4 separate regions of the Homo sapiens genome follow, and regions 1, 2 and 3 are each linked to region 4. The links are chromatin loops, found by intact Hi-C in ENCODE. Cell type or tissue: PC-3. All regions are shown on one strand. Region 1 has its middle 38 kb from the start of LINC01767. Region 2 has its middle 150 kb from the start of MIR4422. Region 3 has its middle 280 kb from the start of MIR4422. Region 4 has its middle 200 kb from the start of MIR4422.

What was found. A loop is a pair of places that touch in the nucleus more often than their neighbours do. Peaks named below come from ENCODE experiments on the same cell type or tissue, not always from the same donor. Only the 100,000 strongest peaks of a DNase experiment are listed, where the experiment ranks them.
Region 1: a loop joins it to region 4, with 2.6 times the contacts of the local background. A loop is called at or near these places in 2 of 110 quality-filtered maps.
Region 2: it touches region 4 in a loop (5-fold over the local background); 7 of 110 quality-filtered maps call a loop at or near these places.
Region 3: a loop joins it to region 4, with 10 times the contacts of the local background. A loop is called at or near these places in 2 of 110 quality-filtered maps.

What each region holds. Positions count from the first base shown.
Region 1 is chr1:56,372,660-56,380,659 of GRCh38, forward strand. No RefSeq gene overlaps it. Among named protein-coding and RNA genes, the nearest start is that of LINC01767, 38 kb to the right of the region's middle. In PC-3, no CTCF peak of the experiment used is centred here; DNase peaks (open chromatin) are centred at 2,992 and 4,202; H3K4me3 peaks cover 2,562 bases; H3K27ac peaks cover 3,539 bases.
Region 2 is chr1:55,371,835-55,379,834 of GRCh38, forward strand. It overlaps the pseudogene MTCO2P34 and the pseudogene RN7SKP291. Among named protein-coding and RNA genes, the nearest start is that of MIR4422, 150 kb to the left of the region's middle. In PC-3, CTCF peaks have their summits at 4,002 (motif pointing right), 4,219 and 6,857; DNase peaks (open chromatin) are centred at 3,367, 4,027, 5,277 and 6,957; H3K4me3 peaks cover 263 bases; H3K27ac peaks cover 2,527 bases.
Region 3 is chr1:55,502,454-55,510,453 of GRCh38, forward strand. No RefSeq gene overlaps it. Among named protein-coding and RNA genes, the nearest start is that of MIR4422, 280 kb to the left of the region's middle. RefSeq lists an enhancer at 5,720-5,889. In PC-3, a CTCF peak has its summit at 4,782; a DNase peak (open chromatin) is centred at 4,648; H3K4me3 peaks cover 1,112 bases; H3K27ac peaks cover 4,021 bases.
Region 4 is chr1:55,424,509-55,432,508 of GRCh38, forward strand. No RefSeq gene overlaps it. Among named protein-coding and RNA genes, the nearest start is that of MIR4422, 200 kb to the left of the region's middle. RefSeq lists an enhancer at 4,184-5,383. In PC-3, no CTCF peak of the experiment used is centred here; a DNase peak (open chromatin) is centred at 4,833; H3K27ac peaks cover 4,668 bases.

The DNA of each region.
Region 1 (8,000 bases), 950 kb after region 4:
TTTTTCCATTGTTTGTCTTTTTCTTATTGACTTGTATGAATTATTTATATATCCTGGGTAATAATCTTTTAAAACTTGAATGTATTGTAAATATTGGGACAAGCTTTGTAAACTTCAAAGCAGCACCAAAAAAATGGTTTTTATTAGTGTTCATTTTACTCTTACATATGTCTTATCACCTAAACCAGAGCCTCCAGAGGACAGAGAATGTGGCTTCCTTATGTTTATTTATCCAGAATGAGTGTTAATAGGAAGCAGCCTGGAATTATGGGGGAAAATTAGGGCTTTAAAAATAGAAATGGAGTTAATACTGCCTCTGCCACTGAGTAGCTATGTAAGCTTGTTCAAACCACTTAATCTATTTCCTTTGTTCTAAAATGGGAAGAATATCTCACAAGGTTGTGAAGAATAGCATAAGATAATGCATGTAAAAGTGCTTGGTGTGGGGGCATAGCATATACTAGATTCTCAATAGATATTAGAATAGAAATATTGATAAATATTTGTTGGTGGTGAACTTAATTCTTCAATAACTGGATAATAATAGCTTTATTGACCATTTCTTATTTCTAGACACTATTCTACACAAACAGCTCCCTCTACTATATTTTTATCTTTTTTTTTTTCTGTTTTGAGATGGAGTTTTGCTCTTGTTGCCCAGGCTGGAGTGCAGTGGTGTGATCTTGGCTCACTGCAACCTCCGTCCCCTGGGTTCAAGAGATTCTCCTGCCTCAGCCTCCCGAGTAGCTGGGATTACAAGTGCCCACGAACACACCCGGCTAATTTGTATTTCTAGTAGAGATGGGATTTCACCATGTTGGTCAGGCTGGTCTCGAACTCTAGACCTCGGGTGATCCACCCGCCTCGGCCTCCCAAAGTGCTGGGATTACAGGCGTGAGCCACCGCGCCTGGCCATCTTTTTTTTCACAGATAAAGAATCTGAGACTAAGAAAGATTAAGTAATTTAGACAGTTATACAGCTTGTAAATGGTGGCTTTAATCTACAAAGACTGATTTATCTTAGTCTTGTCACAAAAATGTATTCATCCATCCAACAATATTTGTTGAATGTCTACTATGTTCCAGGTACTCCACTAGGCACTCGGCTGCATTGGTGAACAAGATGAACAGACTTCCTACCCTCAAAGAGCTTATATTTTAGTAAAGGACCAAAACAGCAACCAAATAGGCAAATAAATTGTGATATATTATGAACAAATGCACAACTAAGATAGAATATGGCAAAGAGCTTGGAGATTCTTTCAGGGAAGTGATCAAGAAAGCATTTGCCAAGGAATGACACTGAAGCCAAAATAAAACAGATGAGAAATAGCAAGCTGACCATTTGAAGAACATTTCAAGCAGAAGCAACAATATGCAAGTTCAGTTCCAGTCCATAATATGAACTAGACAGAAACTATTTCGATATTCCATATCTCCCACTTGCGAGTCCTGCTCACTCTTTTTAGCCATGGCAAGGAAGAAAATACTGTGAGCCCGAAGCAGCTGGTAAAACCATCATTCTACCCTGAGCCCGGATCACCCCCAGCTGGGCAGCGGCCATCTGGACATCCTCCAGCTGCAGCCACTCTTCTCCTACCAACTTCCCTTCCACGGCACTGTTCCATCTCCCAGGCCAAGCCTGTGAACTTGGCCAGATAGGTTTGGCTTTGTTTCTCAGGTAAAAACTTTTCACCCCAGCATTCCCCACACCGTCAATAATGGTGCACATTTGCAGATTGGTCTGTACGTGCATAAGCTGAGACCCTAGAGGATTGATTCAAGTCTGGGAGGGTGCCAGGTTTTCATTAAACCCCTTATAAACCAGCACTGCAGTTCTACAGGGCCACATCTGCCGAGGAAGCCATCTGTGATTCGTATCTTCGTGCTCCAACAAAACGCCAGCAGTGTGAAAAACTCTCCCCTCTGCTCTGCAGTGAACTGGAAAAGTAACATTAGTAATCACTTTTGCAGGCTCCATAATGACATAATGGGCATTGGCTTAAGTCTTAAACCACAGCCAATAGCCCCTGCCAACAATCTGGGTGGATCCAAGCTGTCCTAAAAATATAGGTCATCACTCATGCCCTTCTCGACCTAAGAGAATAAAGATAAAGAATTTGCACTTTGAGATACAGGGAGAAAAAGTAACTAATGTTTAATGAGTGTCTGCCAAGCATCAAGCACTTTGCAATGATGACAACCTTAAAAAGCATGCATGATTGTACTCATTTTACAGAGGAGGGGCCTAAGGTCAGAGATACTAGATGGCTTACCCAAAGCCACACAGATCAGTGGCATGGCAGAAGGTCGAACTCAAGCCTCACAATCCCCAAAGCCTGTGAGCTTTCCACCCCAGAAGGAGAACCTTGAGGATGGCATGCAAACTAAGTGTTTGGATTTTTCTACAAAAGTAATTCAAGACTGCATTAAAAATTAAGCACAGGACAGATAGAACATCTTTCACCTGTAGTAGCCTAGATCTGGGTAAAACCACTAAGTAATAGAACTGCACATGGGTTATTTAAATCCATAATACTCACTTTGAGTTAGATGAACAGAAAGGAGCTTGCCTTCTCTGCTTAATTCTTGCTTCCTCCTCCCCCAACCCCAGCCCATCCTGTCAAAAAAAAAAAAAAAGAAAGAAAGAAAAAGAAAAAGAAAAGATACTGCCTGCTCCTAATGTCTGAGCCCACATCCAAAAATAGAACCATCCAGCCGGTGTTCATTTCATTAAGAGTACCTTCCAATAGGGTGCTTGCTTGCATTTTCTGCTAAAGACCTTTGGAGGTCCCAAGCAGTCTTAAAGCGAAAAGTCCTTTTTCTTCTGAAGATGCAGGATCTCTCTGGGGCTATCCAGGACAAAAGGACGGACTCCTTAAACAAAGAGGAAACAACTGCTCCCCTCAGGAGACTGCAGACTCAGAAGCAGGGAGAAGAAGAAAAAAAAAAAAAAAGCCTGGGCTTTAGGACCAAGCAGGCTGCGGTTTGAATCTTGGCTTTCCTGCCAAATCATTGTATGAACTCAGACAAATATTTACCTTTCTGAGCATCCTTATGTGGAAGAATGAATCTAATGATACCTACCATACGGGGTTACTAGGAGGAACTGAGAAGACAATACATCAAGACACAGGCACATGGTGGGTTTCAATAGAAGTTAATTTGCTTTCCTTACCTTTTACATTTATCTTCTGTTTGGCTAAAGCTTCAAAGAAAGATTCAAAAAATGTTGAAAGGGTTGATAGTTTTCTTTTGGAAGGATAGTTTTTGATATTTCAGATTCTGTTGGATTGTCTAAAAGATTAACTCTCAGCAGCTTTTCCTCTTTCCTCATATAAACACCTAGAAATAATTTCCTGATCCATGTCCCATTGATGCCAAAGAGCAACAGGACAAAGAGAATCAAATCATGTTTAAATCACTTAGTGGAACCCCTCTTTCGTAGATTGCCAGGTTAGCCAAAGTTTTAGTTTAAAAAAAAAAAAGTTGGGGGAAGTTGGGAAAGAAAAAGCACTGACAATGAAGGAACCCTGCTGCTCTGGGAGAATTTTAGACTTGACAAAGATTTATACAATTTAATCATCATGTCCATATTCATATGGTAACCTTTGCTGAAAGAACCTGGTTGGAATTCTGGCTGTATCACTTGAGCAAATTGCTCAATGTCTCTGAACTTCAGTTTCCTCAGCTCTGAAGTGGAGACTAGAGATGATAATCACTACCTTGCAGGATGATTAGGGGATTACTAATTATATCCATACAGCTACTAGGCTCAGTGCCTAGTAGAGAGCAGGTGCTTAATAAATGGCTGTTTTATTACTCACAAAACACTCTTTTGATATCCACAACAACCCTGTAAGGTAAGAATCACTGATCCCATTTTTTTTAGATGAGGAAATGGAGATTCAGAAAAATAAAACATGACATTCAAGACCCCCCAGCCCTGGCTTGCACTGAGAGGACCTGCAGATTTATTTGACTGCAAAGCCTGTTTTCCTTCCAGCGTGCATACTGCTGCCACGTCTGTTCCTGCAGATGCAGAGAGGGGAAGATTTCAAGCACTTTTCGTCTCCATCTGAGTTGCTTCCTCTCCTCTGACTCGTTCCTGCCTTGGCAGTCCTGGCTGCCGTCTTCTCTATGCTGCCAACATCCCCTGACCTGACTCTTGCCGCCAACTGAAGCTTTCACCCAGCCAAAAAGGCATTTGGGAAACCACATCCCCTTCCCTCCCCACTGCGTGCCTTTGAAGTGAGTGTGTCATTTGACCAGTACCTACTCAGGCTACAAATTCCAGACTCCTTTCCTACCTGGAGCCCTGGGTCCCCCATGGTTCAGGGCAGACATTAGGCGAGTCTACCTTATTTTTCACAGTGCTTTATTTCAACCCAACCTGAATTTACTAGGTACCTACTCTGTGCCAGACACTAATCTTAGTTCTGGAAAGAGAGAAATGGGTAAAACACAGGCTCTGCTTTCAAAGAATCCATGGAATATGACAGAATCTAATTTGGTTCAGTTTAAATAATTGCTAAGCACCTACCACAGGCCAGACCCTGTGCTAAACACTAGAGAATACTAAGATAAATAAGATGTCAGTCCTCTGGGAAGAGCTTACCATTGAATGGAACAATATCCTGATTAGTGTACTAAGCAGGATATCTGGCAGGTTTTACTAGGTCGGTGCAAAAGTAATTGCAGTATTTTTCCATTGAAAGTAATGGCAAAAACTGCAATTACTTTTGCACCAACCTAATACAACCTGCCAGATATCCATAACCTACTATGGGTTTCACATTGTGCTTCATAGGCATTCTCTTTAGTCCTCAGAATAAAATAACTTTTGAGATAAATGTTTGAAAGGGCAGAAAAATTCCTCTGTCCAAAACTAATCATGATGATGAGGATTCTAGATTTTAGGTCTGCTTTTTGTCTCAAAAGCTGCTGGTTTCTTGGCAGGATGGTAGCAGATCTATTTTCCTATTATTACCTCACATTTGAATGGTGTACAAGGATTTTCCAAAGCATATCCCTCCATTATCTCATCTGAGCACCAACATATCTATCCTGAATAGTGTAGGGTTTTCTGGGAGGCCCAGAGAGGGCCACGAGTCAGGGAAAAGTGGACGAGCAGCAACAAACCCTGCAAGGGCATTTAACCCTTACAACACCCTGTAAAGGAGGTCACATATTTCCCTCTCCCCATTTTATACTTGAGGAAACTGATGCTCAGAGCAGCTCTCCCAAGTTCATAGTGCTAGTCAAAAGAAATCCTTTGTTTGAACTCAAGTCCTACAGCAGCAGTACCTCTGACAGCTGGGTCTGTCCTCGAGACAAACCAACACTCTCATCACTGAGCTGGGATTTCAAGCATGACTTTGTGGGACCTCAGTTCAAGCACGCTCCTTTGCCTGTATGACTTTCGGGGACTCACCCAGTTTCTCTGGGCCTCAGTTTTTCATTTGTCAAGAGGCCATGCTAACCTCTGCCATCTGCATCATAGGTTCTGTGAGGGGCTGGTGAGATGCAAAATAAAAGGGAGAAAGACTTTGGAGGAGTTATAAATGTGAGAGATCATTGTTAATAATAGGTCTTCCAACATGTTACTATGGAATCAGAGGTTCAGGAGACAAATGCAGACAGGCCAAGATCCCCTCTGGGAACCCTGCCCTGAAACCAGGACCTGCTCCTTAAAGGACTCCCAGCAAGGCCCACTCCCAGCACCAAACACCCTGCCCTGATGATTTGCCTGGCTCTGCCCCTTCAGCCAGGCTCAACTAGCAGACCCGGGAGGGGAGGGGCTTTCACAGAAACAGATGGATCTGGTCACAGGGTGACAGCGTCCATGCCAAGAGCCCACTTTGTTTTAATGAATGACACCAAACATTTAAGCCATAAACTCTTCAGATTGCTGTGTCTGGCAGTAATTACATGCCTCCTATTAATAAATCCTATTTCTGAATGGTTTACTGCATCCCTTTCTGCAAACACTGCAGGCTGAAACCTGTCAGATGGAGCCAGAGGCCGACTTGTGGAGAGAAGGCAAATAAAGTGGGATGGCTTTCTGGACCTAAAAGGGTGACAGCCACAGGAGGAAAAAAGCAACAGGATGTCCTCCAGCGCCCAGGTCCCCAGAAAGCAGGGGTGTGCCTACCACCCTCACATTCGACCAATCTGACTCATAGATTCTGACCCCATAATTTATCTTGATGCCATCTCTATTGTCACTGAATCCTGTAGATTCTGACCCCCTAATTTATCTTGAAGCCATCTCTATTGCCATTGACTTGGTTGGAAATCCATGAGCTTCACCTGGAATATAGTGACTGTCATCCCAACCATCCTCCACATGCTGCCAGGGAGATCTTCCCAACATAAACGAGTGACCATGTCACTCTCCTGTGTGAAAACTCCACAGCAGTCCTCAGCACTCCAGGGCAAAGTCCAAACACTTCTGCACTCAAGGTCCTTCAGGATTTGAATTCTGCTACCTGCCCCCATTCATTTTCCAGAAATTACCCTTTCTACTACACTTTGCCACAGTGGTTTTCAAAGTGTGGTGCTTGGACCATCAGCAGCAGCATCACTTGTGAACCTTAGAGAAATGTGCACTCTCAGGCCCCATCCAGAGCTACTGATTCAGAAACTCTGACATGGAGCCCAGTGATCTGTTTTTGTTGTGGAGGTTGTTATTGTTGTTGTTTTTTAACAAACCTTGCAGGTGATTTGATGTGTGCTAGAGTTTGAAAAATGCCTCTTGCCCAGTTTTTCTGAAACATTAACATGCATAGGAACTACCTGGGGATCTTATTACAATGTAGATTCTGACTTAGTTGGGCCAGAGGAGAACACCAGATTCTGTTGTTCAGCAAGTGTCCAGGCAAAGTCAATGCTGCTGGTCCACTTATCAAACCTTGAGTAACAAAGCTCTGAAGACAGTTAATTGCAAACTCCTTGCCATTTCTCAAGCACACTTACTACTCCTTGTTTCATGCCTTTGTGGATGCTGTTCCCCCCATCTTCTTTCTTTCCTCTCTTTCTCACCTCCCTTATCCATCAAATAATTCTATCATGTATCAGAAGTCAGCATAAAGAGCCTCTGTATGCTTCCTTAACCTCCTTCTGCTGCCACATGACTTTGCCCACACACCCCCAACCAGAACACTGATCCCACTACACTATTGGTCTGTCTGTGCTTCCTCACCCACAAGGAACAGGACCATCACTCTACCTCTTGTATCTCTGTAACCATAGCACCAACACAGTGCCTGGCATGGGAACAATGGACAGTGAGTGAATGAATGAATGAATGCATTAGTCTGTGGATGAATGAATGAATGAATCCTTAACAAACAGTTCTACAGGTGGGTAGACTAGCAAACGAAGTATTTGTGAGTGGAGCTGTGCCCTCACTAGCAACCTGATTTCTCCCAGGGGACTTTTGTTGACTGCTAGGTTGCTTTTAAAGCAGGTAACAGCAAACTCTTGTTTTCTAAACCAAACCAACTGCCTAATCCTAGAAGACACAAAACATAGAGGTGGTCTCCCTGAGCCAGGAACCCCAGAGAAAATTTCTAAGAGGAAATATTCAAACAGCAAGTATACACATATAGGTTTCTCAGATAGGAAGACTCTACATACTGAAATTTCACAAAGACAGCTCCTTTATTTATTACGGTATGTATTACCTCCACAAACATTCATCGAATGTTGACTATACAACAAACGCTGTTAAGAAGTAGGGATGTAAGGTAAGCTGGATATTGTTCTTGTCTCTAAGAGGTCAGTTCAGTGGGGGAAGTAGATATGAAAACAGATCAGGACCATGCAGAATGGCAAAGGCTGCAACTTGGGTGTGCACAGATCATGGGACAGATGCTTTTAATTTTGCTAGGAAAGATGGGAACAAGCACCAAAGAGAAGATAATATTTGAACTGAGTCTTGAAAGATGAGTTTGTTTCTCAGGAGGAAAATAGGGGAGAAGGATACTTCTGGCAAG
Region 2 (8,000 bases), 53 kb before region 4:
AGCAGGTCTTTTAGCTGGACAATAGGTTGATCAAGGCATAGCAAATGACAAGTAGGGGTGTGAACCCGTTTCTATCATTTGCTGGCCATGACCTTATGCAAATTCTTTTCCTTCTCTGTGCCTCTGTCTCCTCATTTGCCAAATGAAAGCATTGGATTAGAATCTGCAAAGGCCAATTAGTTTCATCATATCAACATGTCAATGACTTGGAATATTATATTGAGAAGCATGAGACTATATCTGGGCTCTACAGTAAAGAGCTTTGTGAGGGATTAACAATATTAGTCAGGACAGCAAGTGATATAGTTTGGATATTTGTCTCTGCCCAAATCCCATAGTGAATTGTAATCGCCAATGTTAGAGGTGGGGCCTGGTGGGAGGTTTTTGGATCATGGGGGTGGATCCCTTGTGGCTTGGCGCTGTCTTTCGTGATAGTGAGTTCTCATGAGATCTTGTCATATAAAAGTGTTTGGGCACACCTCTCCCCCGATCCCATTCTCTCTGTCTTGCTCCCGTTTTCGCCATGTGACAGTCCTGCTCCCCCTTTACCTTCCACCATGATTGTAAGTTTCCTAAGGCCTCCCTAGAAACTGAGCAGATGCCAGCAACATGTTTCGTGTAAAGCCTGCAGAACTGTGAGCCAATTAAACTTCTAAATGTTTCATGTTTCTGTGTTCCAAACGTTTTTGGTGTTGGATTTGTTGGATAGGTGAATTTTGAAATTTTTAGTTGAAGTAGAATGAAAAGTGATAGGATTATGGATATAATAGTAATAGATCATGTGGATGTGTCTAGTTGGGGCATTTCAGTGGAAGAATCATAACTTTCAGTCTCTAACTTAAAAGGTTAATGCTAGTTAGCTCTATAGTGATATTATAATATAGACGTTGCTCAATTTTCAAAGCATTTTAGAGGTACCAGTTCAAGAACAATGGGCATGAAGCTGTGATTAGATCTGCAGATTTCTGGGGATTGATTGTAGTAAAGACCTGGCCATGTAGATGTCAACGTTGCTTGGTTTAAAAGTCCTGGGATTGCATCTGGCTTTAGGCCTAATGATACACGGCTCATGAATATAGAACATCTTCTGATGCAATTGATGCGAATTGATATTTCTATGGGGAGGATTACTTGATTATCAACTTCAAGTAGCCACAGTTCTCCTGGTTTTAAGTCTGTTGTAGGAATTACGGACGAATCAAACTTTAGGTCTCCATAATCTGTGTATTCATAGCTGCAGTATCATTGGTGTCCTATAGTTTCGATGGTAAGGGAGGGGTTATAATTTCATCTATTATATATAATATACATAATGATGAAAGAGCAATTAAAATTAAGATAATGGCAGGTAAAATAGTTCATACCATTGTGTTTGTGTGAGTTTTAGTTGTTAATATCAGGGAGATAATGTAAAGTACTAATGAGCTCATTAAAAAAACAATTATTAGGGTGTGGTCATGAAAGTGAAGGAGTTCTGTGATAGGTGACATAGCATCTTGGAAGCCTAATTGAAATGGATATGCCCTGAAGATAGAAAGGGTTCTAACATGTAAATTAACTTTGGCAAAGTTATATGATTATTTTACTATAGTAACTCTTAACCGAGAAAGTCATCGTAGTTACGAAGTTGGCTTAAACCCAGTTTTGGGAGGTTCAATTCCTTCCTTTCTCTTCTAGGCTTTCACATAAACAGGTTCTTCAAATGTGAGATATGGTGGCAGGGAGCTGTAAAGTCATTCTAGGTTTGTAGTTGATAGTTCAACTACTGAAACATCTCGTTTTGAAGCAAAGGCTTCTCAGATTATGAAGATTATTAAGCTTGGCCTCCCAGCTAACTTTAGTAGACAAGTCCTGGAGTGGTTTCTGATTGGCTAGGTTTGGCTATGTTTGGCCTTGCCCATATCCAAGCCAATCACTGTGGCCAGGAGAGAATATTATGATTGGCTAGGTTTGGCTATGTTTGGCCTTGCCCATATCCAAGCCAATCACTGTGGCCAGGAGAGAATATTTTGATTGGCTAGACTCAGGTCACATGCCCTCAATCTTGTGGCTAAGCGGGTAGAAGACTGACTAACAGCCCCACTTAGATTTCATGGAATGGAGCAGTGCATTCTTTCTCTTAAAAGAAAACCAAGGAGTTACGCATGCTCAGCAGAAGGAGTTTGGGAAAGCCTTTTGGGAAGAAACAAACCTGTAGATACATACTAACTCCAGCTACATGAGTGGGTAGCAGGCAATTTGGCATCATACAGCTCACACTTTTATCATCACAGAATTAGATTCAGGCCCTGACAACCCTTAAATTCTATTCTTATGAGTAAAGAGCTCAGAACGAATGGCACTGCACTGAAATTCAAGAGGCCTGCAATTGTCCATTCATTTTGAGTAATATGAATCAAATGAATGGCAAGATTGGCTGTTATTCTTCTCTGCTCTTGGCCTCAGTTTACTCATGAAGGGGTTGATCTTGTCACCAGATGTTCTCTCAAAGTACACTTCCTCTCTGACATCCCCACCCACTCCAGTGCCCTAGAATTTCACCCCAACAGGCCCTGAGCCAAGCTTACGTAGCACCAGCAGGGCTCAGCACTGTCTACCTACCTGGGGAGGCTGTCTCTGAGCTGGCTTGTTGCCTTAGAACTGATAACTAGGGTGCTTGGGGTGAGCTCCTGAACCCCAGCCTGCTCCTATCCTTGCCATGTTGGCCCCATCTCTTGGTTGGGTAACAAACTTGTTTCTCTCCATCTTCACCAAAAGAACAATTAATCCCAAAGATTTGAACTGATAGCATGCTTTTATAACTCACTGAATCTGGTGTCAACGAGGCTCTGGCCCTTCTTCACGTAGCTTTAAGGGGAACCACTTGGAATGCCCACCCCAAAGAAGAAGCACATCCGCAAATAGTACAGAGAAAAGGAATCTTCTGGGCTTTAGTGCCATCCAGGCTGATTTCTTTGTTTCAAGCCCTGCTCTCTCCTTCATCCCATGTAAAAGCATTGTTTGATCAGATTTTTTTCACCATTGCAACCATTCCCCAGTTGCCATTGGCTTCTTTACTGAGCAACATCTGTGCCCTGGCCTCCTCATTCCTCTGAAGAATGCGCTTTTGATGGGTAAACAACAATTGTAGCTTGTTTTCTCTAGTCCCATGGGACTTGGGGTTATTCAAGTTTAGAGATACACAAAGACTTTATAAACACCGGGGATTTATAGCCACGATTGGCTGTGATTGCTTTGTTAGCTCATAGCACATGCTGGGTGTGAGGGCCTGATTCCGGGTTGGGCCAAGGAGCCTGAGCTGCGTCTGCCTCAGACACCTGTAGAAGATGAAGTTCAGCAGGAGAGAGGCAGTTACTCATCCTCCTGGCTCTGCGTCCAGTGACTTCACCGCCAGAAAATCAGCCCTAAGGCCCTTGCCTAGGAGCAGGGCAGGAGAGAAATCGATATTTCAGTCATTGCCGACACTGCCAGCAAAAACAGAAAGGGAAGCGAGGGACGTGGACATTTTCTGAGTACCTAACTTAGAATTTTGTTTCAATTTCACAATGTCCTAGTGAAGCCACTATTATCCCGCTTCTGTCTAAGAGAAGGAAACAGGCCCTATTGTGCAGGAGTGAGGCCCTTTTGTGGACACACATGTGGATTAGTGCTGAGCTCTGCCTATCTCTGGTCCTCTCCCAGTGCTGCACCTAGAACTCAGAGGGCAGGTGACAAGGCACTGGGCTGAAATGAAGAGGCCACGCAGTGTGTCCAGCGAGCCTGGCACTGCTGGCCCTGCTGGCCCTTAAACCCACTGCTCCAATTCTTGGATTCTGGTTATTAGCCCATAAACTGGAGCAATTAGGGATCCTGAGGATCTGGTGGGGTGGGAGAGCAGGGAGACAAAAGGCAAGGGGAGCTGGCAGGGGATGCGTGCCAGGATGCCCGGTGCCCCTCGCCCACTGTGGGAAAACAGGGCTCGTTTCTGGAGCAAACCCAGAGAGGCTTGCTCTTTCTTCTCCACACCAATAGGGGGCAGCAGAGAGCAGTAAGCATCTAGTCTTAGTTCCCCAGAAAAGCTCACTTTTGTTCCATTTCTTCAGTTTGTGATTTGGGCAAAGTCATTCACTTTTCTGGGCCTAAGTTTCTTCATCTAATTGGGGATAATAAACCCTTCACAAGGCTTTTGAGGCAATAATTAATCCCAAAGATTTGAACTGATAGCATGCTTTTATACACTGCACCTGGAGTTAGTGAAGCCCTGGTCCCTTCCTCATGTAGCTTTAAGGTGAACTACTCAGAAGGCCTACCCAAAAGAAGAAGCACATTTGCAAATAGTATAGGGAAAAGGAATCTTCTGGGCTTTAGTCCTGCCCAGGCAGTCTAGGCAGAGATCATGGATTTAAATCACTTTGTACATCAAATATAGGTCCTCTTAAATTTTAAAGCTTCTCAGGTCTGTTGTCTTGTACATAAATTTCCTTTAAATTCTTTCTAGAAGTAAGGAGACTAGGAAAAATCAAATACAAATAAAAATGAAGGCATGATTGTTGTAAAAATTTACCTGATAGTTGTTTTGAGAAAACAAATTTTTTTTAAAAAAAATCTTGGAATTATTAAAAACTTCTTGGAATCATAATTGGAAAGGGAGTGACATTCATTCACTTGAGAAATGCCTACTGATTGTCTCTACATGCAAAAACAGTTCAGACACAAAAAGCTCCTGCCCTCATTGAGCTTCCATTTAAGTGGGAGATGTAGGCCTTGATTGCTTGAATTTAAACATGTGTGCATGAGTGTACCATTAAGTTTGGAGATTCTAGCAGGGGAGTGCAGCTACTCATATATCCTTGACCAAAGCCTGGTCCTCCTCTGCCGGAGATGGTCGTTCTCTTTGACCGAGCACACAGCTTTGGGAGGGACTCACATGGAGCGGTGAGGGAGGAAGGGGACACCCGCCTAGCCAGCCAGGTCAACCAAGTCATCCCTGGCAATCAATGGGGTGACAGATGTCACAGCCAGATCACCCCCTCACATCTGAGTGTACCCTTAAATTATTTAATTTTTTAAGTGTTAATAAGAAAGACTGACCACCCCAAGAATGTAGATAGGGAGACCTAACCCAGAACTGGAGAGTCAAAGAAAGTGATGTTCAAGCTGAAATATGAAAGATGGAAGTGGAAGAGGAAAATATGAAAATATGAAAGAGGCAGTGGAAGAGGAAAAACTGTTCCAGGCAGTGGGCACAGCAGGTGCAGAGGCTCCAAGGAGGGACAGTAATAAGGAAGGGTGTGTCCTGAAATGCCAAGAGTACACCTCACCTAGACATAGACATTGAATAGTCATGACTTTTCTATCTAAATGTGGAAAAATGACCACAGAAATATTGGGTAGATTGAAAGTATAGAATTTTATTTTTAAATATTCATTGCAGATCAAAATTAATATCGTCAACTTTAGGATCATAAAGATGTATTTAGTGTAATTTTCTATGCTCATATGATAATATTTGGCATAAGGATAATGAGTTAGTGGAAACTGATTTTCAAGAAAAATTATTTAAGGACTATACTCTTAAAACGGAGTTTTCCTCTTGAATTTTCCATTCTGCCTCTCCTGACCGTGATCTCATCAGTGGCCCTGATTTGCTTTGTGACCTGGTCCCAGTGTATTTTTCTATATTTGTTTCTCACCACTCTCTCCTTTCACTCTCTCTGTTCTACACAATTAGGCCCCTGCGTGTTTTCCTCAGGCCCTCACCTCCCAGCTCCCATACCCACAGCCTGACCCTTCTCCTGGCTTACTTGTCTGTCTCTCTCTTACCTCCTGAATGCGATCCCAGCCATCCTGCAGGCCCATGAAAAACGCTACCTCCTCCTTCCTGGAACCTAGCATCGTATGCCCAAAGCACACTCCCTGTGGCCACTTATGACAAGGAGCACATGCCTGTCTCACATCAAGGTCATCTCTGTCTGTACCTGTCTCTCATTAGACTGTGAGTCCCTTCAGGGCACAAACCACATTAACTTTGTGCCCCCTTTCAAGACTTAGTACAGTGTGGCTCACACTGTCATGCATGTCACATCTAGTAGGTGCTTAATCCCAATTTATACCTCCCAGGCCAGCTGGGAGGGGCAAATGGGGGCAGCAAAAAGGGCAACTTGCAGGTGAGCAGGAACAGAGGCCCAGGCAAGGCATGGACTGGCATCGGAGAGTGCGTGGAGCCCCCTAAAGATGTCCAGGGATGTGGGGGAAGGCCTTTGACAAGTGGTTGGGAACCTGATAACAGGCAGGTAGAAGCCATCAAGTCAGCAGTGTAACCACTAATCGTACCTCAGGTGAGCCCACAATCGGTGAGACCCAGAGGATATTTGGGTTACATTTGTGTAATAAACTATGTATGCACAAAGAAAAGTTTGGAAAGTAAACATCAAGGCATTAACAATGACTGTCTCTGGGTGGATGGATGAATGTTTTTGATTTTCTTCCTTTTGGTTTCTCTATATTTTCTGATTTTCCTGAAAGGAACATGTGTTGCTCTTATAATAAGAAAAAAAACAATAAAAGTTGTTTTTAAAAAATCAAATTACAGCACACATTTTGCCTGGGGACACGCTTAGGAGAACAGGCATTTTAAACTAAGTGGTCGCCAAAGTACAAAATGTTACAGTTGATCCACACGGATGATTCTCTCCTCTCCCTCCCCATGGCCAGGAATTGGGCAAGCAGATCATATAGGAATTTACCTGTGAAAGTGGATAAGTCCCCTGTAGCGTGCTTGCACAGATGGCCATACCACGGATGCAGCAGTGATTAGCCATGTAAACTCACTTTCTGCAGTTTTACCAGCATCTACCTCTCCAGCTCCTTCCAGGAGGAGTCGCTGTTGCTCTCCTCTCCCTGGATCGGCCCCACTCATTTCCTGAGTCTTACCTGACCAGAATAGGGCATACACGGTGGGCAGGAGGCCAGTATATGTGGCATGGTCCCAGGGCTTGATGTGGAGCGGTAAGGCCAGGGTAGCCAAACGCTCAGGAAGTCTCTGTTTTTAACCATCAACTCCATCACATCATCTGTCATTCGTGGTTTGTCGTATTTATTTCTCCATTTCCTGTTGGAGCTCAAGCCCTACCTTGAATCCCAGTTCGTTTGGCAAGAGTCCTGACAGCCTGCCAAGCTCCTGAAACCCTGTTCATCCTGGAGCATCTTCCTGGTACCCTCTGACCACTGGGGACGGTCCTAAGCTAAATGACCACATCATCTGGGAGTTGGTGCTACCACCTGTTTGACTCAAGTGTCTCTTGCACCCAGATTCTGATGACTGTCCTTGAACCACTAGACTGTGATACTGACATACTGACACCCCAGCCAGACTGACATCCACTAGATTCTCATTTGATTTTGCCACACCACAGGGCAGGGCCTAGTGGAAAGGACACTCCTCGTCTTGGCCCAGAAAGTCTTATGTCACCTGCTTCCTGCTTGCCCCTGAGCTCAGCTGGCAGCACTTTCCCTCTTGTTTCCTGCACTCGAGGGACATTGGTCTTCTTTTTGTTTCTTGAACATGCTAAGCTTGTTTCTACCTCAAAGCCTTTGCACATTCATTTGCTGTTCCTTCTACCTGGAGTTCTCATTCTGTGGGTCTCTTCAGCTGGTGGTTCTTTTCCATCATTAGGTCTCAGTTCAAAATCACCTCCACTTAGAGTCTCTTCCCTGAAAGACTCTGTAACCCTCCCAATCCCCCTTTGCCCTCCTTCCTCACCAAGGCCTGTCAGTGGGCCTGGGAGCCTCCTGTCCTTCCTCTCCACCATCCACTACCAAGGATGCCCCTTCAGTCTCTTAACTAGGGGCTGACAACTTTGTCTGCTCAGATAGTAAATATTTTAGACTTTGTGAGACATATACTATCTCTCTTGCATATTTTCTTTTGTTTGTTTTACAACCCTTTAAACATATAAAAACCATTCTTAGCTTTCACTTCCACACAAAGACAGACCATGGGCAAGATTTGGAATCTAGGC
Region 3 (8,000 bases), 78 kb after region 4:
ATGCATTTTTTTTTGTCTTTGAAGTGAAGAATACATTTTAGAAGCAGCTCCTCTTCTAAAGTTTTCTATCCTAGTTATTATCACTCTATAAAATTGTTTAAATGGAAGGTTCTACAGGCTGTATGTCTGGTAGAAAAATGTCCTCCAGTTAAAGGTGTGACCTGCTTCAAAGAAATTGAAGAAACTACTGGAATTCCAGCCCAGGAGGAAATAAAAAATTCCTTAATTGAAATACTAAGAGTCTCGGTAGGGTAGGGATCAGCAAATGGTAAGGCTTGTTTTTTGAAGTAACAAAAACAACAAAAAAATCCAAACAAATAAAACGCTGTTTACATTCAGGATATGGCCAACTTTCCATATAAAGAAAGAATTCTTCTAATATATTTGCTTCAATTCACATTTATGTTTTCGAGGATCTTATTATTTAGCAGTATAATAACATCTCACATTCGTACAATGAATGGCAGTTTACTAAGGGGTCATATAATTAATTTGTGCCTTAAAATCATCATGAGAGAGGAAGACCAAAGAGATTCCCATTTTACATATAAGGAAACTGAGGCAGACTAGAGCGCTGAACGAACTTGCCTAAGATCAGAAAGCTGGTTAGCAATGGAGTTGAAAGCACTGGCTCTCTGGCAAAAAGTCATAGATAATTCTGCAGGGCATGCTGGTAGAGGGTGTGGGCTTTTATTTTATTTTTTAATCCTTCATCCATCTTGAATAAGATAGAACAATTTCTAAATAAATAAATCTGAGCCAGGACTTTACTAAGTGTTGGGGATACATAGTTACTGCCCCCAAATCCGCAAATAATTTCACAGGAGTTGATACTCCCACAAGTCTAAGTGTTGAGTAGAGAGATGCTGGGGTGCCAAGGATTCCACAGAGGGGCTGATTTCAACTGCTGAGGGAGAGGGGATGGGTCAACACAGGCTTCACGAGTTCGGGGACCCAAGCTGAGTCTTGCAGGACAAGGAGAGTTAAACCAGGTGAGATGGGAGGTGGAGGTGGGGCTGATGTTTGCATGCAGGGGAAAGTGCATGGGCAAAGGTATGGCAGAATAGCCAGTGATGAGGCAGGACTGATAAGCAGCATGAAAACCTGTGTCTTGGACTTCACTTAGAGGGCCATGGAAGGTATTATAGAAAGTGAGACAGAAGGTTATTTTAAACCATTGACCCAACTAAGGATGATTTGCCTCTTTCTCTCCCCCACCTCTGCTGGGACATTTGGCAACATCTGGAGACATTTTTGGTTGTCACAATGGTGAGGGGGAAGTTGCTACTGGTATCTTGTGGGTAGAGGCCAAGAGCATTGCTATACATTCTCCATTGCACAGGACAGCCTCCTACAACAAAGGAATGATCTGGCCGAAAGTATCAACAGTGCCAAGGTTGAGAAGCCCTGTTTTAAACAAGGGAATGATATGTCTGATTTGTTTTTCTCTTTTGGAGACAAATTATAAATTTTTCTAGGAGCTAGGGAATTGCTAAGTGACTCAGCAGCTTTGTTTATTTTGAACGTTCTTCCTTCTATAATAGACTGAATATATGGTATTTTCATTTTCTGTTTTGTTTTTATTCTTCTGTATTCTCTATAGAGGGTACTTGATGTGATCCTAGTCTAGGTGAATGGCATCCCCTAGAGTTGTGCAGTGCACAAACTGCACAAAGTCCACATGGCAGGCTTGATGGGAACTGTGATCCTTGAGAAGTCATTCAATGAATACCTGGCTGAGTGGAGTGACCTTAATAGAGTAGCCTTTAAAATTAATCACCCAAGTAGTACTTCTTTTTAGTGTCCAGCACAGCCTGGCAGAGGAGTTCAGAATTTGAGGAATGATTGAACAAATGAAGGGATGATTGAGCAGCCCAAAGAATGGGAAAACTAATTGGATACCAGGTGATGCCGAAGGAGAAACTTGCCATTAAAAATCCCAGCAAGGTATCCTACCAAATTTCTGGAGTGCATTGGAGTGGAAACAAACAGCCCTGTGCCAGGGTCCTCTTGGCTGACACTTCAGAATCCTGCCTCGTGAGGGGCCCCTGGAGTAGAGGCTGGGTTTAGACTCTGGAAAATTACTAGGTTTTCTGGTCTCCTGGGTCCTCTGCTGCCTTATCAGTGAAGCTTTGTCAGTATTTCCATCATAAACCCTGGGTGTGGGGCGAAGTGGCCTATAAAATCTGAATCTGGGCCAAAGCTGGCAGGCACAGAGCCTGTTAAGATGCAATTAGTTTGTCTCAGGGAGTCTTCGGTTGGCTTCTTTGCTTAATTGGGAGAGCACAACCAAGAAATACAGAGGTTTGGTGTGCCTTCTGTCTCTAAGGACAGACACAGAAAGGTTTCTGTTGCAGGGAAGAAAATCGGGCCAGTCTCTAACACAGAGCTCTGGGAAGTAGAGGTTTGAAGAGGGTTGCCCACCAGAAGCTAGGAAATACATCTGGACAGGTGCCAAAGGCAGCTCTGTGCCCCAGGTCAGCCCATGCTCCTCTAGATCTTTCCCTATGGTTAACTTACATGATCCTTAAGGTCTACTTTTATACCTAGGTGAGGATGTTCTGGGATGGTCACAGCAAAATAAAATGATTGTTTAAAGCCATGCTTCACATTTAAGCCTCCCTCACTCCATGGTGACATTCATTCATCATTTCATTTATCACCTATTATTACTTCTTTGTTCAGGCTGAACAACAGTAGGGAATTATAAAGGAATCAGACCTGGCCCTAAATACAGGCATTGTCCCTTGCTTGAGTTACACAGTAGTAAAACCACCAACCTCTTGGAGCCTTAGTTTCCTTACTTTTAAAGTTGAGAAGAAAATACCTAATTTATGGCATAGTGATGAAATTTAAATGATACATAATTTGTAAAAAGACCATAACACTATGTCTGGCCCCCCCCAAAAAGTGTTCCTTAAATAGTACTTTATGCCACTAGTAATAGTACTACTACAATAATAACAAGGTAATAAATGCTGTCCTTGGAGTATATACAATGCTGTAAAAACTCAAAGGTATGAGTGTCTGAGGGTGGGTGGAGGTGAGAGAGGAGTCAAGGAAGACTTCATGGAGGAGGTGACATGACCTGAGACCTGAAAAATGGATTATGAGTTTTCCAGGCAGAGAAGAGAACAAAAACCTTTCCTGTTAGCAAGAACAGCCTATGCACAACTATTGAGTGTGCATGGTCAGTGTGGGGGCAAGGGGATGCCTGTTTGCTATCTGCTCACAGGGTACAGGGTGGGAGGAGGTATGGAGTGGGGATGATCTTCTGGCCTCACTGTGAACCTGCACTGATTGAACCAATCCATTCTTCCTCTCCTCCTCCCTCTTCCCTTTCTCATGTCTGCTTTTAGAACATTTTCTTACATGCAGATTCGTTAATGCATAGGTAAGTTTCATGAGGGAAGGAACTTGCCCTGGGTCACATGGTGAGTCCCAGCACCAGGATCTGAGCTCAGCACTCTCCCGTGGAGGCTGTGGCTTTTTCTTAGCTCCTCTTTCTCCATCAGAGCTGACTGTCCACCTGTCAGATCTGCTCATCTTTCCACCCCAATCCTCTGCCTCACTCCCTACCCTGCCTGGCCAGAGGGTTCACTCCTGTAAAGCTCTATTAAAAATCTTTTATGCCACCTTAGTGCAGCCTCCCATCTACCCTATACCATATGCGGGCTTGTTAATTCCTTAGAGGTATACTTATGGCACAACTTTGAGACAAAGGCACAGGTACCCAGGGAACAGCTGCTTTCACTCTGGAAAAATGCCGATAGGTGTCTACTTTCCAGAGAAGGGGCAGGATCAGCAGAGAGTTGGAAGCATGCAAGGGAACAAACATCTTGAACACCTACTATTGCTGAAGACTGTGCTGGGGACTCTTACAGCTGAAACTTGGGTTCAAATCCTGACCATGTTACTAAATATCCCAGGCAAATTACTCACATTTCCCAAATCTCTTTTTCTTCATGTGTAAAATGGATAGTAATGCCGACCTATTCCAGAAAAGGAAGATCAAATCCCCTAGCTGCCTTTGAGAGTCTAAGATTTGAATATTCCCTCTTATCTGCTTAGATTTGGAAGAGACTCTTAGGTTGAACACATGATTCCTTTGTTCATCAGTTGAATTATCTCACTGAAGCTGTGGGGAGTGGGAGAAGAACACTGGCCCTGGAGTCAGGGCTAGAAGCCTGATGCTCTGTCTGCCAACTTGGGAAGGTCTTTATCAGAAGAGAAAATGGATTCCAAGGGGAGCAGCCCCTGCTTGCTCCTTAATGTGCCTGGGAAAGGGGATGCTCAGGCGCAGTGAAGAGACCCACTCAGGTTAAATAAACAGCCTGGAAAAGCTGGAGAGACAGGAAAAATACCCCAGAAGCCTCCTCCTTCCTCAGAGCCGGGTTTGTGTCATCTGTTCCTGGGAGGGGCACACCTTCAGGGAAGGAGCCCTGGACTTGGAGTTAGCAGATTCTACCACCTACCAGCTGGGTGTCCATAAGCAAGTCACTTAACCCCTAAGTTTTCCTCATATGCCATACAACATTCATGTTAATTTCTGGAGGGAAGAATGCTCCGGAACACAGTGAACAGTGTGTAAATCCTACCCCCAAATACCCTTTTCCCCAAGGATTGCCACCCAGCCCCAGGGCACAGCTCAATAAAGTTTCCATAAAACTCAGCTTCTCTGAGTCCAGCTTCAGAAATTACAGAGAGTTGATTCATCACATTGTTTGAATTATGTCAATATGAAAATACAGAAAACCCACAGGGAGTCAGCCTTTTCCCATATATAAAACAGGGTTACAATCCTGTATAAACTTTTAAAAGATAATAGTTTGTATCATATGCATATGATTGAAAAAATAAAAGGAAAGAACAAGAAAAGAAAAAAGTACACATTGGCAAACAATGTAATTCAGGCCGACACCCTGGCTTGGGACTCCCCCTTGCCCTTCTCCTGCTCTTCATTCCTCATCTCCGTAACATCCCCCATCAGTGCCCTGGCAGCAGTAGGCTGGGGCTTTTCTGTGGCTTCAGAGTCCTGCTGCCTCCTCAGGATCCCTGAATTCATCCACTCTTCCCCATCTCCACCGTCACAGCCCACACCTGGGCACCAACATCCCTGACTTGGACCATGGACCACCTTGCAATGAATTGCATTATGTCCACTGAGGCTGCAGTGAGGAGGATAAATGCGGGTAAGAAGCAAGTTGGGGCACATTAATCTGTGCATGTCTGTCCCCAGAGAAGACCTTGAAGAGGCCCTTTGGAGGTGTCAGGATGGAGGTGGAGCCCTTGGACAGCTCTGCCCAGCTCCCCACCCTCATGATCCACCCCTCCTGCTGCTTCTCCTTTACTCTCTCCTATGCCCTGAATTGCTCCTCTCTGCTCTCTCTGCCTGCAAAGTTCTACCCTCTAAACTCCCCTGACCCTATTTTACTCCCGCTGTGCTGTGACTACCCTACTTCTCTTCCCCACCTCAACCCAGGTCAACTCCTTTTGCACTATGTTACCTCTCTCCCTTACACAACAAAGAAGTGATTGTAAATCTGATGAACCTGTTTTCACCTCCAAGCTGTGAGTTCCACAAGTGCAATGACTAAACTTGTTTTGTTTCATCCTCATATCTTCAATCTTAATAAAGAGACTTTGTTTTTTTGAATACAGAGTCCTCCTCTGTTGCCCAGGCTGGAGTGGCATAATCTCGGCTCACTGCAGCCTCCACCACCTGGGTTCAAGCAATGCTCGTGCCTCAGTCTCCCAAGTAGCTGGGATTGCAGGTGCACCACCATACCTGGCTAATTTTTGTATTTTTAGTAGAGATGGGGTTTTGCCATGTTGCCCAGCCTGGTCTGGAACTCCTGGGCCCAAGTGATCTGCCCGCTTTGGCCTCCCAAAGTGCTGGGATTACAGGTGTGAGCCACCACGCCTGGCCTTAAAGTGACTTTTTACATGGTTGACACTGAAACAATATTTGCTGAGTTGTGATGATAAACATCTAGCCCATTCTCGGTTCTGTCACTATTGATGCCCAAAGTTACTTCAAGACAACCCTACAACCATTCTCACCTGTAAAATGGGTACAATAATAACTACTTTGTGGTGGCATTATGAGAATCAGAGAAAAATTTGTAAAGTGCGCTTCACATACTTATTGATTTCATTTATGGAATGCCTACTCTTATTTTGAGGGTTTGAGGACAGAAAAATAATAATTTTTTTTCTAACACTGTGACCACCAGTCATGATGAATTTTTCAACATGGGCTAATGCCCACCAGAGATGCACAATAGCAAGTTCTTGGATCAGAGTTCTGTTTACACTTGGATGGTGAAGGAATATCAGTTGTTAGTTTTCAAATGAGACCTCCTCTTGGATGGCAGCACATGAAAGAATTGCCTGGGCACGGGTCCAAGGTTCTGTATGCAACATGTGTGGATGTTCAAATACAATTTCATTTATGCATGACCCCACCTGTCAAGATCCCACATCCAAATTAAAAATACAAAAGATTAGCTTTTATGGCAAAGAGAATGATAATAATTTGACAATATTAGTATTTGAAGTGATAATTTATGATAAAGAGAATAATTATGTACCATATTAATTACAGTCATGTAATTAATTGCATTAATTACAGTCATGTAATTAATTGCATTAATTACAGTCATGTAATTAATTGCATTAATTACAGTCATGTAATTAATTGCATTAATTACAGTCATGTAATTAATTGCATTAATTACAGTCATGTAATTAATTGCATTAATTACAGATGCTTAATTACATGTCCATGGGTTTCTTGTCTGAGGAGTCAACCAACAACAAATAAAAAATATTTGGAAAAAAACAAAAAAACAATATAACAAGAAAATACAAATAAACAACTAATAGTGAATAACAACCATTTACATAACATTTACACTTAACTAGGTATTATAAGTAATCTAGAGATGATTTAAAGTATACAGGAGGATGTGCATAGATTCTATGCAAACACTATGCCATTTGATATAAGGGGTTTGAACATCTGTGGATTTTGGTATCTGTGGGTGGTTCCTGGAACCAATCCTCCCTGGATACTGAATGATGGACTGTATTCCTTCCCCTTCTGTCCTTACATGGTCAACATTTTGTAGGGAACAGCAAAGGTGGTTTAAGATAAGACTCTCCTGGACAAGCACTGGAGAATTCTCTGGTTGCCAATCTTCTTACGAAAGCCTCCTAGAATTTTGGATTTAGGTGAAGCATTTCAGATGGTATCTTAAGGAATTCTTGGCAAAGTGTGTTGGCAGGTGACCTACAGGCTTGAAGATTAAAAACAGACTAAAAGATTATTAAGAGACTCCCTCCCAATGGCACACAATGTTGTAGTTTAAACTGTGCCCACGTACATTATCTTGTGTAATTTTGATGCAAAACTCTTATACGGTACAAGCTGGGATTATCCAACCCATTTTACAGGTGAGGAAAGGGGCTCATAAATTTGCCCAAGGTTGATCAGCTAGTGAATGGCGCTTCCAGGACTTAGCCTTGGTTTTCTCTCTCAAAGCCTTCTTTTTATTGTCTTACATTTACTTTCCTCAGGCAGGGCTGTGTTCCGAGTCCTTACTCTTAGCCCTGCCTTGTCTCTCAGTCTGGAGGTCTGAGGAGGGAGGGCTGCTTTGTACCTTCCCCACCCTTCTGTCCCTGTGAGTCCTGGTCTCCTGAAGTCTGCCCTGCCCACTTACCCAAGGAGAGCTCATCAGTCTTCTTCCATACTTGTTCTCATAGCACTTGTTCATCAAGCATGCTTTTGTGTAACAAATAGGTGCAGGGCAGTGTGGTTTGAGCCACAGAAAAATAACTTATCTATTTGTAAGTTTCTGCTTAATAACATGGTGTCAAAGGAGGGTGCTAGGTGGGGATGTGTCCACAATAATTAAAATCATTCTATGGACTTTATTTCTCATAACTGTGCACAGTAAGTATTCTTTTCCCTGTTTTATGGATAATGCAGTGCATTA
Region 4 (8,000 bases):
GAAGAAAACGAATCACCCCCTTTCCAAACCTACCCCAGAGTGCTAGGTACTTACATTTGTTATATTGTTTAAGCTGTTTATAACAACTCAGTGGGATGGTATCATAAGTGTCCCATGTCACACAGATAGAATATCAACATTCAGAAGGTTAAGTCACTTGTGCACAGGTGATGTAATATCATTGGATCCTGGTTGTCCTGATTCCAGAGCCACTCTTCACTACTGCATCATGAGAGGTGTCAAAAGTAATTGGAGATATTTAGCCTGGAAATGAAGAAGAAGAGGCTTAGAAGATATGTAATTGCTGTCTTCAAACCCTGGGGGAAGCAGAGCGGTCAACTGAAAAGACTAGAGGCCAGAGACAGTGGGGGCACCCAGTAACAAAAGGCAGAGCCAGAATAATAACCAAGGGCTGCTGGGGATTATTTCTGCATCCATAAAGAATAACTACTTCAGAGGGTTGGTAGGAGGATTAAGTAAGATAACATTTACAAACCATAAAGCTTGACACTTAATAAGTGCTCAATAAATGTTTAATTCCATCCCCCCACTCCTTCCTTCCTTTTCCCATAAGGGTTGATGTGTGGAAGAATTTTTTTAATGTAGTCCCCAAAGAGGGGGATTTTATATAAATAAAGAAAAGATAAAAAATATGGTTTTCAGAGAAGCACATTTTGGTTCACTATCAGGGTGAATATTCTATTTCACTCAACAAACACTTACTAGGCATCTACTTAATGTCAGGCCCAGGATTAGGAACTGGGGATACAGAAATAAGTAAGATGTGGCTCTTGCCCTCTGGGAGTTTCCAACCTGCAGTGGTAACTGATAAGACGCGAAAAGCCATTATGAACTTTGTAGACTGTTTTCCATTCTGTGAGAGGACCACAGTGGGGCAGATGGTTTGGGGAAACAATTTCCTGGGTCCTGAAGGTGGCTATGCAGTTGCTGGATATCCAGTTGGCTGTCAAGGTGTCTAATAGGCAAGGATCACAAACTTCTGGAGCTCCTGCCACATGGGGCAGGCTTTTCTGCTTTGCCTGGATGGGCCCCAGAAGGCTTTTCAACAGGTTTTGTAATCAGCAGGGTGAACTGCCCTTGGAGAAAACTCTAGTGCCAATCTTGCTCTGGAATAAATCCTAGAGGTTGGATGCACTGATTGTTGGGGGAGACAGAAATGCGAACAGCGAGTGCGCTGGGTGTGGGCTGCTCTCCACCTAGGGCCTCAGAGAACTCGCCCCTCCCTCCATCCCTGTCTCTGGCCTCCCGTCCTCAAAAGCCTTCCCTCCCTCCCCTCCCTACCCCTCCCTTCCCCAACCGCACTCTGTCCCCCATCTCCCGCATGCTTTTCCTTCTTAGTATTTACCCCAATTCATGGATTTCCCATGTTACCCCAGTTGTTTTCTTCCATGATTAGAATGTCAGTTCCATGGGAAGGGGGTTTAATCTGTGGAATCCCAGGCACATTTGTAAAAATGGGGAAATCAAAACCCATTTCCCAGTGTTGTTGGAAGGATTAAATGAGGTAACATTTGGAAAACATATAGTTCCTGACATGTAGTAGATACTTAATAAATGTTCATTTATTTTCCTTTCCCTTTCCCTCAGAGACTATTCTGTACTTTGGACAGGTTTTTGATTAAATATTTGTGCAATGAATGAATAGGTGTGCTTCAGTCTCCTTATCCGTAAAATGGGCTAACAATACTATCTAGCTTATGGTTATGGTAAAGATCAACTAAGATAAACAGTAGGAAGCTCTTAGCACAGGACACCATTCCTGGTCTTATGTGCATGTTACATGTGCTTACCTGTGCTTGCATGCATGTTACATGAGCTTACCTGTGCTTGCATGCATGTTACATGTGCTTACCCGTACTTACATGCATGGTAAGTACTCAGTAAAGGTGAGCAAAGGTGCCGATGATACTGCCGATGATATTGAGATAGGGAAGCTCTGGACACTGGGGCAGGAAGCTGTTAAACTGCTTGAAAGGAAAAAGGAAGTCAGAAAAATCTTGACTATGACCCACATCTTCCTCGTCCCCAGGGTCCAACACAAGGCTTAAAACACCACAGGTAAATGAATACAGAAATGTATGAATGAATCTTATTCAGGAGCACAATGTAATTCACACACAGGGCTTCTGCCCTATCAGCTCCTGGGCAGATGCTGGGTTATAAAATTTTAATAGTTTCTATAGCTGAGTGGGTACTGACTAGCTCCTAGAACCGGCTGTTCTACACTTTCCCCTTCTCCCCAGACAGAGTACTGCTGTCCACTCAGCTACAGATGCAGAAATGTAAACAAAGAAGCTTAGCTGGCCTAAAGTAGGGATTGCTGGAACCAGGGAGATATACATGTCCTTGGCTGACATTTCGATCTGAGGCAGTGGTTAGGGCTCCAGGAACACACACCTGAGTCTCTGGTATTGAGCTGTCTGAAATTAAGAGAGGAGCAGTTGGAAAGAGCCATGGTCCACAAGACAGGAAAACAGATTATCACAATACAGTCTGATAGGGTTGGAGACAATGTGAGAGCACGGGGTGGGAATGGCTTATCCTACTATCATTAGCACTGTGTCTGCAGGGTTGAGAAATAAGGGCTTGTTCGTCCTTCCCTAAAGGGAGCTCTCAGCCTCAAACTTGAAGTTGGGTTCTGGGTCTGTAGGCTGTTTGGGAAGAGGCACTGCACTTCTGCTTTGTGGTTCCTGCAACATCTTCCATGGGATCATGCAGGCTCCGGATAGGCATCCTCTTCCCTTTCTAGGTGCATCCCTTGCTGCTCCCATTCTATGCCTCATATGTCAGCTAACCAGGCAGTTCCCTGTATCCCAGGCAAGAGTCCACCTACCCACCTCCTCCTCTTGTACTGCTTAATGGAAAGAACATGGGCTTTGGAAACAGAGACCCGTTTCTAAGCCCCTCCAGGATTCATCTCTAAAACTGGGGGTACGGGGGAGGGCTATCTATCAGGGGTGTTGTAAACATTAGCAATGCTGTGCCTAGATCACCTAAACTTAGCATTCAATAACTCTTAGTAATTATTATGGTTTTAAGTACAATACAAATTTTTATTTAAAACTAAATTCTTTAGTATCATAAGCATAGCATTCGAGTTAAAAAACAAACTGCAATCTCAGTCTGCAAACAAGTCCAGAAAAGATTTATTTAAAAAGTCTGAAATTCAGCATTCCACCTCTGTAGTGGTTGGGCACCATATTTTGTACCAAGCACAGCTCATAAATATTCTATCACGGAGGTTGACACACAGGAATGCACCGCAAGATACAAATGCTGCAGTTTGTTCTTCTAGAAGTCTCTTTTAAATGCCTTGCCTGTTGTGCAGAGGGCTCAGGAGTGTCCTGGACTCACAGTCTCAAAGCTCCAGAGATGAACGTGTGGGTTTGTTTGGCTCTCTCCCCTTTCAGCCCTTGCAAATGGAGGCATGAACTAGAAGCAGCACTGTCTTTGTGCCCCCAAGAAAGCCCCACCCTGATTTTCACTAATCAATCACTGAGGCTGTTGATCTTTAGCACTGCTTTCTTTAATGTGTTTGTTATCTGTGAGGCTGGATGGGGCATTAGAATTTTCATCCTTCTGTTAGACGTCATATCTGCCCCGTTTATCCCATTATCATGGGATATTAATTACTTGAAAGATTGTGTTTCTTCTATTTCCTGGCCCACTGGGGTCTTTAGGGTTGGGGACACTGGGGAGCCCATGGATGCTAGCTGCTAGGCTGCTGTGGCTGTGCCGGCCATGGGACAGCATGGGGCAGCAAGTGTGGACAGTGATGCAGGGCCCTCCCTTTCTTTGTGCTGTACTGAAGCAATGGCTGTTGAGAATCTGCAGCTGGGAGGATTTCACTGACAGTTGCTGGGACAAACATTTATTGACCTCCTTCAGGAAGGTCAATTCCTGGCACAGGCTCCCCTTCTTCTACGCCTTTTACCCATGCTATCTCTTCAGCCTTGGAATATCCATCTCCTTTTCTGTGCTTATTAAAATCCTACTTATCGTTTAAAATCCAAGTCGGATGCTGTCACCTCCTTGTAGATGGAGGGTCCCTCCTTGTGCTCCTTTGGGCACCATATGCTTCTTGAGTGTGGAAGCACCCATATTGTATGCAGCTTCAAAATAAGGGTCTAGTCTGTGCCTGAGCTGTAGAGACTTCTTTGTCTGGAGTCTTCCCCTTCTACCAAATCCCCTTCCACTGGGTTTTTTTTTAGTCTTTAGCTCTAAACTGAGCAATGATTTAATCCAGGAGGCCTTTCTTGATGCCAGACAAATGAGACCACTCTCCTCTGTGCTACCTCATCAGAGCACTTCTCATCATTTTCACCAATTGTCTGTTCAATTGTCTTTCCTCCCTGCTGGAAAGTCAGCTATGGGGAAGACAGAAAGCCTGCTTGTTTTGTTTACTGCTGTATTCTTAGTACCTAATCTCCCTCCAGGCCTGTAGTAAGTGCTCAGTAAATACTGAATGAATGAATGAATGAATGAGAGCATCTGGATTCAGGTCTCAGTGCTGCCCCTTATTATCTGTGTGACCTCAGAAAAGTCAATCTCCTAGATCCCTCCCAGCTCTGACATTCTGCTATTAATATTTTGCTACCTCTTTTACCCGGTATCTACAGCTCATGTCCTGGCCCACCCAGCATGAGTCATGCCTCAAGAACCTCAGGCACTCGCTCACTCCAAGGATTTTCCATTCTTTGGAGAACCTTTCACTCTTCAAATATTGTCTTTCTGATGTGGTCCTTGGCAGCGTCATAGATCTCTCCAGCTCACGCAGGTCGGGTCCCTTGATGGGATCAGGCTAGGTCAGCGTAGATGCCTTATCTACTCACTCTGTTCCTGGAAGTCTGGGCTTTGTGCATTCCCATAAAGGGCCCCAGAAGAGGGTGGGATCTGAGCCCGTGATGGACCATGCTGTATGTTGGTGCAGCCCAAGGGGAGGGAAAGCTGTGACTCAGTGTTTGTAAAATGTTAGCTTGTGGAGTGAGTAAGACCAGACCAAGGCTGACTGTTTTGGGAAGTGGTGAGTTGGGTTAATTGAAATTGGAGCCCAAAAGCCAAGGTCAATTCCTGCCATGGTGGCTCTCACTTCCTAGCTGTGCCCTATTACCATGTAATTTAATCTCTCCAAACCCCAGTTTCTTTATCTGTGAAATGGCTACATTAACACCCAGCCTACTCACCCCCTAGCAAGATTTAGAAGTGCTGGAGGGCACATATTTTCATATGGGTGCATATTGAATACATACTATATGACACAAACTTCATATCTGTTATTTAATCGAATTCTCAGAACAGCCCTGCATGGTTGACAGTTCAGATAAGATTCTGGCCTCAGCTCTGGGTTTCAATACAGCAATGTTTCCCCAGTTGTGTGTTGGATCACACCTTTCCGCTGGGCACGCTCTTTCCCACCCGAGGTTAGGAAATATAGGTTTTTGTGGTCAAACATGTTTGTTTAATCCTACATTGGGACCCACTGGTGTACAGTAATTAGGATTTAAAGGGAAAAGATCTAGCCACCCCAGAACTCTCAGTCTTATGCTCAGCAGCCTGGAGTTGGGCTCCCCAGTGTTTCAGTTGTTAGGCAGGGCAGCCATCCCCTGCAGACAGGGCTCCGTCTGTGATGCCTGGGAAGGGGCATCACCAGTTGGGGTCTTTGACTCAACTTCAGTGTCATGAAGGATTTCTGCATTTACATTTTGTTTTGAAATTGTGCGGGAGGCGGGTGGGATCTGGCAAGATGGCCGAATAAGAACAGTTCCGGTCTGCAGCTCCCAGTGAGAACAACATAGAAGGCAGGAAATGTCTGCATTTCCAAGTGAGGTACCCAGCTCATCTCACTGTGACTGGTTAGACAGTGGGTGCAGCCCATGGAGGGCGAGCCAAAGCAGGGTGGGGCATCGCCTCACATGGGAAGTGCAAGGGGTCAGGGAATTCCCTCCCCTAGCCAAGGGAAGCTGTGAGGGACTGTGCCATGAGAGATGGTGCTATCCGGCCCAGATACTACACTTTTCCCACAGTTTTTGCAACCCACAGACCAGGAGATTCCCTCGGGTGCCTACACCACCAGGGCCCTGGGTTTCAAGCACAAAACTGGGCAGCCAATTGGGCAGACACTGAGCTAGCCGCAGGAGATTTTTTTTTCATAGCCCAGTGGCACCTGGAATCCCAGCGAGACAGAACCGTTCACTCCCTTGGAAAGGGGGCTGAAGCCAGGGAACCAAGCGGTCATGCTCAGGGGGTTCCACCCCCATGGAGCCCAGCAAGCTAAGATCCACTGGCTTGAAATTCTCACTGCCAGCACGGCAGTCTGAAGTTGACCTGTGACACTAGAGCTTGGTGGGGGTAGAGGCGTCTGCCATCACTGAGGCTTGAGTAGTCAGTTTTCCCCTCACAGTGTAAACAAAGACACTGGGAAGTTTGGACTGGGTGGAGCCCACTGCAGTACTGCCAAACTGCTGTAGCCAGACTGCCTCTCTAGATTCCTCCTCTCTGGGCAGGGCATCTCTGAAAGAAAGGCAGCAGCCCTAGTCAGAGACTTATAGATAAAACTCCCATCTCCCTGGGACAGAGCACCTAGGGGAAGGGGTGGCTGTGGGCGCAGCCTTAGCAGGCTTCATCGTTCCTGCCTGTTGGCTCTGAAGAGAGCAGCAGATCTCCCAGCACAGTGCTTGAACTCTGCTAAGGGACAGACTTCCCCCTCAAGTGGGTCCCTGACCCCTGTGCCTCCTGACTGGGAGACACCTCCCAGCAGGGATTGACAGACACCTCATACAGGAGAGCTCTGGCTGGCATCTGGTGGGTGCCCCTCTGGGACGAAGCTTCCAGAGGAAGGAGCAGGCAGCAATATTTGCTGTTCTGCAGCCTCCACTGGTGATACCCAGGCAAACAGGGACTGGAGTAGACCTCCAGCAAACTCCAACAGACCTGCCGAAGAGGGGCCTGACTGTTAGAAGGAAAACTAACAAACAGAAAGCAATAACATCAACATCAACAAAAAGGACGCCCATGCAAAAATCTCATCCAAAGGTCATCAACATCAAAGATCAAAGTTAGGTAAATCCATGAAGATGAGGGAAAACCAGTGCAAAAATGCTGAAAATTCCAAAAACCAGAACACCTCTTCTCCTGCAAAGGAGCACAACTCCTCACCAGCAAGGCAACAAAATTAGATGGAGAATGAGTTTGACAAATTGACAGAAGTAGGCTTCAGGATGTGGGTAATAATAAACTCCTCTGAGCTAAAGGAGCATGTTCTAACCCAATGCAAGGAAGCTAAGAACCTTAATAAAAGGTTATAGGAACTGCTAACTAGAATAACCAGTTTAGAGAAGAACATAAATGATGTGATGGGGCTGAGAAACACAGCACGAGAACTTTGTGAAGCATACACAAGTATCAATAGCCGAATCAATCAAGTGGAAGATAGGATATCAGAGATTGAAGATCAACTTAATGAAATAAAGCATGAAGACAATATTAGAGAAAAAAGAATGAAAAGGAATGAACAAATCCTCCAAGAAATATGGGACTATGTGAAAAGATCAAACCTACGATTGACTGGTGTACCTGAAAGTGATGGGGAGAATGGAACCAAGTTGGAAAACACACCTCAGGATATTATCCAGGAGAACTTCCCCAACCTAGCAAGACAGGTCAACATTCAAATTCAGGAAATACAGAGAACACCACTAAGATACTCCTTGAGAAGAGTAACCTCAAGATACATAATCATCAGATTCACCAAGGCTGAAATGAAGGAAAAAATGTTAAGGGAAGCCAGAGAGTAAGGTCAGGTCACCCACAAAGGGAAGCCCATCAGACTAACAGCAAATCTCTCTGCAGAAGCCCTATAAGCCAGAAGACAGTGGGGGCCAATATTCAACATTCTTGAAGGGAACAATTTTCAACCCAGAATTTCATATCCAGCCAATCTAAGCTTCATAAGTGAACGGGAAATAAAATCCCTCAGCATT